Linked DNA regions of Homo sapiens: region 1 is linked to region 2. The links are chromatin loops, found by intact Hi-C in ENCODE. Cell type or tissue: IMR-90. All regions are shown on one strand.

Region 1 (2,500 bases), 1.4 Mb before region 2:
CTTAACATCATAGCTGGGCATCATGGTGGGCACCTGTAATTCCAGCTACTTGGGAGGCTGATGCAGGAGAATCTATCACTGTGATCCATTATATCTACCACTTAAAGTAGAAATTTCAGATGCTGTATGGTTGTAAGATAAACCTATAAAAATGAAGAGCTTTTCTATCAGTAATTATCACATAGTACTTTTTATTTTATTTATTTATTTTTTTGATACAGGATCTCGCTCTGTTGCCCAGGCTGTAGTGCAGTGGTGCAGTCACAGCTCACTGCATCCTCCATATCCTGGGCTCAAGCGATCCTCCCACCTCAGCCTCCTAAGTAGCTGGGACTTTGATACAGGATCTCGCTCTGTTGCCCAGGCTGTAGTGCAGTGGTGCAGTCACAGCTCACTGCATCCTCCATATCCTGGGCTCAAGCGATCCTCCCACCTCAGCCTCCTAAGTAGCTGGGACTACAGGCGTGCCACCGCATCCAGCTAATTTTTGCATTTTTCTTCGTAGAGACAAGGTTTCTCCATATTGCCCAGGCTGGTCTCAAACTCCTGGCTCCAGTAATCCTCCAGCGTCAGCCTCCCAAAGTGCTGGTATTATAGGAGTGAGCCACTGCGCCCAGCCCCACATAGTACTTTTAATAATTAAATAAACTTAGCAAAGTCAGTGTGGGCAATATGAGAAGGTCATGGAATGCTAGTCCAAGAAATCTGGTATTTATGAAATATATAGCAGGAAAAATTCAAGATGCCAAATAACATAAATAGGTCTATGTCTTTGGAGATGGATAGCAGTGAGGATTCTGAAGACAGAGAGACCCTTAGGAAATTATTGCAATAGTCCAGTCAAATGGTAGAGGAAAATTGAGCTGAGACAGAGGTCTTTCCAGAGGAATAATCGCTGGTACTGCTTTGGAGAAATAAACAGAATTTGTTAACTAAAGTCCAGACTGGGTAGACTGTTTTTACTACTAGGCTAAGGAACACGGGTGAAGAGAGTATTTCGGGAAAGATGACATTGAGTTGAGTCAAGCTGATTTTGAAGCACTCCCAGAACACCCACTGGTTAGAAAGGCAGATCAGAAGCTTCAAATAAAAGCAGGGACTAAAAAATTAACAGAGAGATTATTTAAGAAGCAACGATTCTGGAGCTACGAGAGGACATGAGGTCACCCAGGGAGAATGTGTAGCCTGCAAGGAAGGCTGAGACAGAACCTCAGAACATGCTGACATTTAAGGGATGGAATGAAAACAGCCGGTCAGTAAGAAGTTCTAGTGGTTGTTGGAGAGCCAAGAGCATGCAGAGCCCCATAAACTAGTGAAGAGATCCAAAAAGGATCACAAACCCAGCAGTTTGGAATGCCAAAGCAGGATCAAGGCGGAGGAGGAGCATTCAGCAAAGCAGCCTGCAGGTCCTTAGGAGAAACAAGTTCAGTGAAATGGGCATCTTGCAGCCCATTAAGCAGAGATAGAAAGTAGGTGGACTAAAGAATCCAAACGGCTTTTCAGTAAAAGTGGGTAAGAGCTTCAATTTGGGGATCAGGTTAACATGGATTCACATCTCAGCTCTACTGTTGGACATTTGTCAATCATTCCATATCTCTGAGCCTAACTTTCCTTATATGTAAAATAGGATAGTCCCAGTACTATCTTCGTAGGAGTTATTGTGACAATGGAGATAATCCATTAAAGGGGCTTAGATTGGCATCTAACATAGTTAAGAGGTCAGTAAACTTGGGGGTATTTGCGGGGCACAGTGGCTCATGCCTGTAATCCCAGCACTTTGGGAGGCCAAGGCTGGTGGATCACTTAAGGTCGGGAGTTCAAGACCAGCCTGGGCAACATGGTGAAACCCCATCTCTACTAAAAATACAAAAATTAGCCAGGCATGGTGGCGCAAATCTGTAATCCCAGCTACTCAGGAGGCTGAGCCAGGAGAATCGTTTGAACCCAGGAGGCAGAGGTTGCAGTGAGCCAAGATCGTGCCACTGCACTTCAGCCTGGGAGACAGAGTAAGAGTCCGTCTCATAAAAACAAAATGAAACAAAACAAAACTTGGGGGTATTATTGTTATTTCAATAAAATAGATGATGATCCCATCTGCTGAGAAAGGGATGAAAGCAGGTGGAAAGGGAGGAACAGCTGCTTACGTGTGTTTAAATAGACTACTTCCCAAAGCTTTTTTTTTTTTTAAATAAAAAATGACCAGACAGCTGAGATGAACTTGAAATAGACCTGGCCATCCAACCCAGCCAGACCACTCTTCCCAGAATCACTCACTGACTGAGCACTGGAGTGGTGGGAGCGGAAGAAATAAATTGTTGGGAGAATTGTTGGCTTGAAGAATGGCAAGGGTTAAAATGATCTGGTGTGGGAAAAGGACAGGATTTGAGCACAATAGGGAGAGCTCACTTAGACTTGGAGGCCGGGGCAGAGTTGTAGGAGTCATACCAGGGAAAGATCAAGCTAATTTATAGGAAGGAAAAAATCTAGAAATGAGGAACTT
Region 2 (2,500 bases):
CCTCAGTATATTTTGGGAACTCAAGAAGAGAGAAATTAACCCAATTCATACAGGTATTACAGATACAGCCAAGCAAATACTTGGTTTGGCTTCCTAGCCTCAAGACTTTTAAAAGTCTAATCCAAAATTTAGTATAAAAGTCCCAGCAAAGCCAACTTTTAAAAGCCATTCACTATGCCCACTGTGTTTTATGTAAATAATCAGGCGAAGTATCATAAGCCCCAAGTTTATTTTGCAACTATGCATCTGACAAGGGTCTAATATACAAAACTACAAGGAACTGAAACAATTCAACAAGCCAAAAACAAATAACCCAAATAAAACATGGGCAAAAGGAACAAACATTTCTCAAAAGAAGACATACGAGTAACCAAAAAATATATGAAAAAATGCTCAATATCACCAGTCATCAGGGAAATGCAAATAAAAACCACAATGGAATATCATCTCACATCAGTCAGAATGGCAATTATTAAAAAGTCAAAAAACAGATGCTGGTGAGGCTGTGGAGAAAAGAGAACACTTATACACTGTTGGTGGGAATGTAAATTTGTTCAGAAACTGTGGAAAGCAGTTTGGGGATTTCTCAAATAACTTAGAACTACCATTTGACCCGGCATTCCCATTACTAGGTATATACGCAAAGGAAAATAAATCATTCTACTAAAAGATACATGCGTCTGTATGTTCATTGCAGCATCATTCACAATAGCAAAGACATAGAATCAACCTAGGTGCCTATCAATGGTGGATTGGATAAAGAAAACGTGGTACATATACACTATGGAATACTATACAGCCATAAAAATGAATGGAATTATGTCCTCTGCAGCAATGTAGATGCAGCTGGAGACAAAAAGAAAGAAAGAAAGAAAGAAATGTCTAGAACCTACAAATCCACAAACAAAAAAGTAGATTGGCAATTGGGAGAGGCAGTGGGGAGAGGAGAATGGGATGTAACTGAATGAGTACAGGGTTTATTTGGGGGGTGATGAAAATGGGATTAGATGGTAGTGTTGGTCGCACAACATCGTGAATATACTAAAAGTCAGGGAACTGTGCACTTTGAAGGGTAAAAAAGGTGAAATTTATGTTATTTGAATTTTACCTCAATTTTCTGAAAAAGAAAAAGAAAAGCCCGATGAAGTGGATAAAATGTTATTTCTGCATTACTGATGAGACGCGTAGGTCACGTCACGTTGCCTCAAGTCAGACTAGCACCAAAATTGACTACACCGCTCAAACCCTTCTATCTAGCACTAAACAATAAGCCAAAAAAAAAAAAAAGTTAAAATTCAACCCTAAGTCCCTATGGGTTTTCATTTGTTAGAGGCGCGCGCTTTCGAGCTCCGCGCGCCGACCACGGGCAGCGGGTGGGCCCCCTGGCGTCTGGAGCAGCGGCCAGCGCAGAGGACGCAGGCAGAAGGAGGAAGGGCTGGCCGGGGCTCCCGAGCACTCACTGCTCAAGCCTCGCCGCCGCCTCCGCCGCTGCGGGGTGCGCGTCCATCTGGTTGGGGCTCCTCATCCCAACACCCTCCCCAACGGCCCGCCGCGCAGCCGCCCGCGGGCGAGTCTGTAGCCTGATCCTGCGCGGACCCGCCAGAGGCACACCAGGAGGTGGGGAACCGGGGGCGCCCGGGGCAGACCGGGGTGGGAGTGTGGGGAGCCGGGGACGGAGTGTGGGGAGCCGGGGACGCGCGGAAGGTGCCGGGGGCGCGCGGAGGAGCCGGGAGCGCCACCTCAGTCCCCCCACCGCCCCACCCCGCGCATGCTCCCAAGAGCCCCAGACCACCCTTCTCCGGCTTCCGAGATACTTCATCCGTTGCTTGTCCTGGCCCACCGCTCAGTCCCCCAACTCTAGGACGACAGAGGTTAGGGATAAGGGGAATGAGACACGCGCCTTGGCTGCAGCATTCAAGGTGAAGCCAACTCAATAGTCAAAATAAAGACTTTTATACAATATTTTTACATTTTAAAATAAAATGTAAAGATAAAATTTCGTGAGGAGCTGTATTGGCATCTACAGCAAAAGGAAAAGTCAGTAATCCTGAGCCGTCTTTGTTGAAAATTTTTGTACTCTGTTCACTGTGGATTTTTTGGCATTGATTTTTATTTTAAATATTGCATTTAGATGTTTTAGTTTAATATTTATCATGACTACTGAGTGAATCCCGTACATTTTGTGCCATAGGTGAGTACCTCACTATGGTACAGCTCTACCCTGCTGCCATCTTCACTGTGGTAGTGGCAGAAGTCTAGGGGGATGTAAGTAACCACCTCCTCCGCAGGGTCTGTTAGGGGTTAGCAGGGAACTTCCAGAGGCTCAGGCACAGGAGCTTACATGGCCCCCAGGCTTGTCCCAGGACAAGGTCTCAGGGAAGGGCGGGGAAAAGAGATTTACACCAGCTTTCTCAATACTGACCCCTGCATTACTAAAAAGTTTATTAATCTTCTTTCTGTTAAGTCATAATTATAATAATAATTTCATTATTTTAATAAT

The links. Peaks named below come from ENCODE experiments on the same cell type or tissue, not always from the same donor. Only the 100,000 strongest peaks of a DNase experiment are listed, where the experiment ranks them.
Region 1: it touches region 2 in a loop (3-fold over the local background); 3 of 110 quality-filtered maps call a loop at or near these places.

Annotation. Positions count from the first base shown.
Region 1 is chr16:22,693,809-22,696,308 of GRCh38, reverse strand. No RefSeq gene overlaps it. Among named protein-coding and RNA genes, the nearest start is that of LINC02890, 82 kb to the right of the region's middle. In IMR-90, no CTCF peak of the experiment used is centred here; a DNase peak (open chromatin) is centred at 1,188.
Region 2 is chr16:21,282,927-21,285,426 of GRCh38, reverse strand. It overlaps a transcript of CRYM not described here. Among named protein-coding and RNA genes, the nearest start is that of CRYM, 5.9 kb to the right of the region's middle. In IMR-90, a CTCF peak has its summit at 1,374; no DNase peak of the experiment used is centred here; H3K4me3 peaks cover 607 bases; H3K27me3 peaks cover 1,764 bases.